Regions from separate parts of the Homo sapiens genome. Here region 1 is linked to region 2. Evidence: chromatin contacts called from ENCODE Hi-C or POLR2A ChIA-PET data. All regions are on one chromosome and are shown on one strand. Each heading gives the region's core, a stretch centred on a gene start or an enhancer-like site at or near the end of the contact. The rest is flanking DNA. Distances are from core to core; before and after follow the strand shown. Region 1 has its middle 34 kb from the start of ALG10B. Region 2 holds the start of ALG10B (ALG10 alpha-1,2-glucosyltransferase B).

Region 1 (3,529 bases), core at 820-3,319, 34 kb before region 2:
GAATGGCGATCATTAAAAAGTGAGGAAACAACAGGTGCTGAAGAGGATGTGGAGAAATAGGAACACTTTTACACTGTTGGTGGGACTGTAAACTAGTTCAACCATTGTGGAAGTCAGTGTGGCGATTCCTCAAGGATCTAGAACTAGAAATACCATTTGACCCAGTCATCCCATTACTGGGTATATACCCAAAGGATTATAAATCATGCTGCTATAAAGGCACATGCACACATATGTTTATTGAGGCACTATTCACAATAGCAAAGACTTGGAACCAACCCAAATGTCCAACAATGATAGACTGGATTAAGAAAATGTGGCACATATACACCATGGAATACTATGCAGCCATAAAAAAAGATGAGTTCATGTCCTTTGTAGGGACATGGATGAAATTGGAAATCATCATTCTCAGTAAACTATCATAAGAACAAAAAACCAAACACTGCATATTCTCACTCATAGGTGGGAATTGAAGAATGAGAACACATGGACACAGGAAGGGGAACATCACACTCTGGGGACTGTTGTGGGGTGGGGGGAGGGGGGAGGGATAGCTTTAGGAGATATACCTAATGCTAAATGATGAGTTAATGGGTGCAGCACACCAGCATGGCGCAGGTATACATATGTAACTAACCTGCACATTGTGCACATGTACCCTAAAACTTAAAGTATAATAATAATAAAATAAAATAAAAGATTAGACAAAACAGTGATACCTAAATATACTTATAATAAATTACTCATTTTTTAAAATAAAACAGTGGAAATACAAAAAAAAAAAAAAAGAAAATGTGACACATATACACCATGGAATACTATACAGCCGTAAAAAAGGATGAGTTCATGTCCTTTGTAGGGACATGGATTAAGCTGGAAACCATCATTCTCAGCAAACTATCCCAAGAAAAAAAACCAAACACCGCATGTTCTCACTCATAGGTGGGAAATGAACAATGAGAACACTTAGACACAGGAAAGGGAACATCACACACTGGGGCCTGTCATGGGGTTTGGGGAGTGGGGAGGGAAAGCATTAGGAGATATACCTAATGTAAATGAGGAGTTAATGGGTGCAGCACACCAACATGGCACATCTATACATATGTAACAAACCTGCACATTGTGCACATGTACCCTAGAACTTAAAGTATAAAAAAAAAATTGAAAACAAAAAGTTTGCCCTGTCCATCCAATTTATCTCCTGAGCCTTGCAATCAGCCTTTTTAGTTGCTTCTATATCTATTCAGTGTTTCTTTATATGTATCAACACATCTGTTTGCATGTCTTCTTATTTATCTTCTTTATCACACAAAAAGGTTATGTGCCCAATACATTCTTGTGCTCCTTGTCCCCAAACTTTTCTAATATAGCCTGCCATTTATGCACTTTGTAATGTAATGGTCACATGGTCCCATTTATAGTAAGCAGAAAAAGCCGAGTCTGATTCATTGAAAGGTTATTGCCCTTCTGAGGAGGAAATTAAAACTATGTAGCAATCTTAATTTTAAAGTAAATTGTGGTGCTGTGGCATAGCTGTGACCCTAAGCAACAATCTCATCTAACAGTCTTAGAACATTCTGTTGGCATTTGATATCCTTAATAGCCCAAAGAAACCACATAAAAGTGCTTTAAAAAAAGACTTGTTGAATTCAATTAAATTTAGAAGAAACTTGGCTGTTTTGCTTTTGTTTCACTTTTGCTTTAGTTTAAAAACTGTGAGGATGAGGCAAGTAGCTTAGATGTTAAAACTTAAGTAATAAACAGATGGGGAGAAGACATAAGTGTGAAAAACTGTCAGTCTATCCATCCATTCATGCATGCAGCAAGAATTACTGAGCTCCTGCTATACTCCAGAAATGATTCCACACCCTGGGGATACAGTGGTAAAAATGCCAAGCTCATAACAGCTTGATGCCTGTATTCTAGGCTCTAGCATATTCTGTTACCCTATACAAAGGCACTATGACCTGCCACCAAAATTACTGCTCTGCCTCCTATCTCATTTCCTCATTTCTATCCATCCAGCCTTTGGTCTACACTCATAACAGCAGCCAGATTTGTTCTGTTAAAAAACAAAGGCCAGATGATGTCATCCCTACTCAAAATCCCCTGATAGTTTCTCATCCCCTTTGAGTAAAAGCCAACGTTCTTATAAAGCTTACACGATCTAGCTCTCTTACTGATCAGTGAAACTACATAATGATACATTTGGATATAAAACATTATAAAGACTATGAAAAATGTAGAGTAATATATAACAGCATTTCTCTTTCCACTGAGCAATATTAAGTACTTAGTGTGTACAGATTACTGATGCTACCTCTTTAGATTCCAGGTATGAGAACGGTTATGGCTGAGTACTAAGTGCAGGCATTGGCTTAAGTAACCATAGATTTCCTTTCATAAAAGCATTGACATATTTAATGGAAGTGGTAGATAAACATTCATTATTTCTGCTGTACCATTGTCCTATCTATCCATTAAGAAAATACGCAAGAAAGCACAGCAGAAAAAAAGTTGGTTGAAAATAGTAGATTTAGGCAAGACTGAATTGAAGATCTTTAATTCTTTCCCTTGGAATTTCTCAGAGTTCAGAGACAGGCTCAATAATAAAACAATTCAATGCCTTAAATGAAATATAAATCAATGCCTTAAAAAATACTGTTTTATTTTGCAAATGAATGAAAAGATCCCAACTTTATGTTTCCCAAAACATCGAAAAGAGGATTAAAAAGGTGGTTGGCTATATTTTTTTCCAAACAGAGTCACATATTAAATGTTACAGATAATTTTCAGCCAACTGACAGGAAGACTTTTAATCTATAATAGTTTTATATCCTTCCATGTAACTTTTGGTAAAGTGGATTATACGGCTAGGATTTCCAGACAATATACTAAAAACAAAACCACTCTCAATTCCTTGAAAGAAAATAGTTCATACTATTTACCATGGCTGCATTCTGAATTTTAAATGCAAATAGTACGTTTATGCAATGACACTCAAAAAATCTATTGAATGAATTAATAAACAAATAGATCCAAATAAGTCTTTCTTGCATATTGATTAGTGGAAAGAAAACAAAGAACCAGAACCATCTAGGAGATTTACCTATATTTGGGATAGGAACCTCTCTTCCTCTGGAATTCCTTGCAGGGACATGCATTTAAGTTGCGCTTTAGATCCCACGAAGCAGCATGGGGGTGCAGAAAGAGAAGGCTGGTGGTGGTCAAAGACTCCTGAGCTCATATCATGGCATCCTGTTTGCTAGCTGACAAAGTGATCTTATGTGTGTTAGTTCTGTGGTTCCATTTTGCTATCTATAAAATTTGCCTAACACTACCTCCCTTACAGAAACATAGTGAGGATAAAGGAGATAACATCTGTACAGATCTCATGGTCTTTGCATTTAAGTTCTCTCTCATTGAAATACTCTTTTCTCAACACATTGCTTAGCTGTTTCCTTCTTTTTATATTTTTTCCATAGGTTATTGGGATACAGGTGATATTTGGTTACATGAGCAT
Region 2 (3,823 bases), core at 967-3,466:
TATAACAGTTCTATAAGGCAGATTCTATTGTTATTCTTATTTAACAGATGAAGACATGGAGCCACTAAGGGTTAACCTGCCCACAGTAACAAAACTGGTTAAGTGGCAGGGAGAGAATTCTAACCCAGGCAATCGACCTCCGGGGCCTGCACTATTACCACATCAAAAGTCCTCAGGTAAAGTCTGTTTTCCCTACTGAATATATACGTTTTACAAGAAAAAGACTGCCTCATTTATCTCTGTAGTCCCAGTCCCCAGCACATGGAATAAGCTCAGTAAGTATTTATTGAACTGGTTTGACTCACTTAACAAATATTTACTTTAGAGTTTACAAATAAGTTATTCAAGTATTTAAATACAAATTTATTCTAAAATGGAGATGGAGAATTTAAATTTACCTTTACATAATATACAAAAAATACAAAGTTACAAAGTGTTAAAGACATTTTTCACCAAATCTCATAAAACTAATTCATTGTAATTGTGGACCTGACTACACATAAACTTGTAATTAAGTATTTTGAAACATACCTTGTTTCTGGGTTGTACCTTGTGGAAAAGCAAATATAGTAAATAGAAGTTGCCAACACTGAAGAGAAGATTAACAAATCTGAGCATCCCAATGGAGCAGACAACATGTTCAGACCATGCAAAGATCCAAATGGCAGGTTTGACCACTCCAACTGACACCAGGTACAAGCCAGGTAATGTAGTAATCATGGGATCCCACTTTAAAATGAAAGAAAATGAAGTAAAAGCAAGAGGTAATACGAACAAGACAGACACAAATATGTCAAGCCCAAGTCTCATCTCCAGCAACAATCAGAAATTTTGAGAAGTTAGTCTATGACAAGATTAAGTAAGTCCTTGGCAGAACAGGATTAGTTTTTCTTATTTTTTGCCCCCGGACCAGCTTAGTGATGGTTCAGGTAGCAGCAACCAATAAACAACAACTTAAAATCTATTTCTATTTTCCAAGAAATGTTCTTTAAAAGCCTTTATTTTGATAAATAAACTGCAAATGCTCCAGTTTTTAAAAGCATGGAAACATTGTTTGGGACTCTAAGTTTAGGAAAACATTTGGACCACAGGCTCCATGATGACAGCTGACATAAACTGAGACAGAAATTGTGCCAAACCCTCTGTATTGTAACATTACAATATGCCCTATAGTAAAGATTATTGTCATTTTGCAGATGAGTAACCTGAATTTCTGAAACTCAGAACATCTCCAAGATCACAAAACTAGTAAATCACAGCACCAAGATTTAAGATCAGATCTTTCTCTAAAACAGACTTTATATTTCTAGCCAGTACCCTATATTGTGTCACCAGAAAAGCAGGGGATGTTTATTTTGATATTTATATGTACATACTTGCACAGTCAAATATATATTCAAAAATGATGTGACTTGACTGGTTGCCAGTTTATCCAGTCAACAGATAGTTCACTAAAAATACCCAGGGAAGGAATTTGTGATTATAAATTGTCACTTTTTGGTAGCCGAAGATCCCTCCAGTCCACCCTATCCCACCCCTAAAATGCACAGTGAGGTGCTTAACAGGTGAGCTAAAGGGAAGTTTTCTGATATTTCCAAGGAGCACCCGAATGCCTTTAATCCTGAGACAAGGAAAAACAAAGTGGGATCGATATTGTCAGCTGCCAAGAGGAGCGCTCAGTTCCCCACTAAGTATTCTCCCAGATCACTCCTCCCTGGGGATCAGATCTGCTGTTTATTCATTCATTTAATAAATATTTCACAGATCTCAGAGACAGGAACAAAAGACTATACCCAGTTTCTTTCATGTTCTGAGGCTGGGGTGGGGTGGAAAGGGACGAGTTAAGTCTAAAGATGGGAGAAGGAGCTGGGGACGCTGGGACCTTTCAGGCCTCTCCTGGGGTGGGGACAGGTTGGGCACCCCACCTGGGAAAGGGAGAAATGGCCCTCACAGTAGCGCTGCGCCTGAGGCAGGTGGAAGATCTCGTCCATGTAGGGCTCTCGCAGCGCCCGGCTGAAGGCGGAGAAGAGGAGGCAGGACACTAAAAAGGTACAGCTCAAGGCGGCCGAGAAACAGTAACCCTCTAGCTGCGCCATTCCTGCTCCCACAGCCACTGCCCAAGAACCCACTCCTGGAAAATTCTGAGCCCGGAAACCCGAGCTGGAAACTTGGGCTCGAAATGGGCGCGCTAGACAGGACTAGCCAGACGGGGCCACATACCGGAAGGCAAAGGATGCTGGGAGAGCGCGGATCCGGAAAACAGCGGGTCGCTGTTTCCTGGAGTGACGGGTTTAGATAACGGACCGGATGATTACCCTCTCCATCACATTACTCGGGGCGCACAGTGTCAAAACTTCCGGAAAGGGCGGGTCTCGGATTTCGCGAGCGCGGGAGGGGCGTGGCTTGCTGCTTTGGAAAAAAAAAAAAGCCGCTTCTTAGCTTGGATCTTTTTTCCTGCTCATTTCCATCACTTACCAGAAGGTGGCGACGTTTCCCCACGTTTCCAATTCCAAGCCCTAAAATTAACACATTTTTTTCCCCCGTTATTTCTTTTCTTTCTCTCCAGTGATCCGAATTAATTAAACCCTCAATTCCAAGACATTTCATTCCATCAACCTTGGAGTGTAGGAAGGGGGCGTTGGTTGTGATAGCAAAGACTGAGACTTTCAGATGAAAACTTGAAGAACCAGAGACCCGTCAATGCCGAATGAACTTCAGTGAGAGGAGTGTTTGTTCGTTTGTTTGTTTGTTTAGGTTAAGAGAGAACTCTTTCAAAATGTGGATGCTCTCAGAGGATTTAGTAAAATTGACACTCCTAGTGCACTCTCATAGCCATATTACCCTGTAGGATTTGGAAGAAAATATATATTTTAGAATTTGGGATGTTTTAGGTGTGCCTGTAAATTAGGTTGTTAATATTTATAAGGCAGCCTTCTGTTTTTCCTACTAAATCATAAGCGTGAACATCTTAGTGGGTGGCATTATACATCCTTTATGTTTGTAGTCCCCCAAATGGCTTTCACACAGTAGGCACTTAAATTTGTGGACTTTTATAGGCTGTGTAGACATCATCAAATTCCTGTATTCTGGGATTAGGTGTTGGGGGCAGGAGATGTGGTAAATAATTTGAAGAATGCCGAAGATAAATTATGTGTTGGAATTTTGTCTTGAGCATGGTTGGCCATGTTTTGTAGAAAAACTTTCTCTCAGGTAACCTCAGTCAGGTTGCCTTTGGCAGGCATATATCAGATTGAGTCGGGATTTAAGGTTGCAAACCTCAGAGTTCTCAATTGAGCTCTTTTTCTGGGTTAAAAATAATTCAGTATTTCTGAACTTAAGAAAGTTTCTTAAATCAAGCTGACTGCCTTTCCAGTCTGTCTCTGCCTGTTTCCTCAATGATAAGAGGAGGTAGTGGTGAATGAGGGCTGGGACGGGAATATTTACATTACTGGAATAAAATCATGTCAGGATTCTACTCTGATGTGATGCTTAGCTTTGCTTTAACCATCATCTCCCATTTTATTATTGATTCCATGCTGTACTTATCTGTTTAAGTCACTTGTAACACATCTCCAGATGATTCAGTCTTCAAGAGGTTGATGTGATCTACGAGTAATTAGCCCCTGACCTATTGACCTGCTAAATCGTGTTATATATACTCTGCAGCTTACTGACCCACCCTAGAAATAGTGGGCCGTTTTTAAAGGGAGTAGAACAAGACTAGACATTTATGCTCTCCATTTTTCTTCATAACAATTGCCACCAATAGTTTATGTTAAACATTTGACTCCTATACATGCTGCACACATCGCTTTACATAAAA

Evidence for each region. A loop is a pair of places that touch in the nucleus more often than their neighbours do. ChIA-PET counts read pairs that join two places held with the same protein, here RNA polymerase II (POLR2A). Pooled maps may share reads with other maps.
Region 1: a loop to region 2 is called in a pooled map, with 8 times the contacts of the local background. The contact joins the enhancer-like site here to the promoter of ALG10B in region 2. A Hi-C loop is called at or near these places in 8 of 37 single-sample maps with no recorded cell type and 4 of 50 pooled maps. POLR2A ChIA-PET finds 5 or more read pairs at or near these places in 1 of 52 experiments (activated CD4-positive, alpha-beta T cell).

What each region holds. Positions count from the first base shown.
Region 1 is chr12:38,349,356-38,352,884 of GRCh38, reverse strand. No RefSeq gene overlaps it. Among named protein-coding and RNA genes, the nearest start is that of ALG10B, 34 kb to the right of the region's middle. RefSeq lists an enhancer at 2,056-2,135. Within about 2 kb of position 2,069, at least 2 of the 41 ENCODE cell types and tissues checked have a DNase peak (open chromatin) inside an H3K27ac peak, as active enhancers do.
Region 2 is chr12:38,315,167-38,318,989 of GRCh38, reverse strand. It overlaps ALG10B (ALG10 alpha-1,2-glucosyltransferase B), which reads right to left and starts at 2,216. Exons shown (of 3, transcript NM_001013620.4): 1 at 1,926-2,216; 2 at 532-729. The coding sequence starts at 2,096. RefSeq lists an enhancer at 1,946-3,145.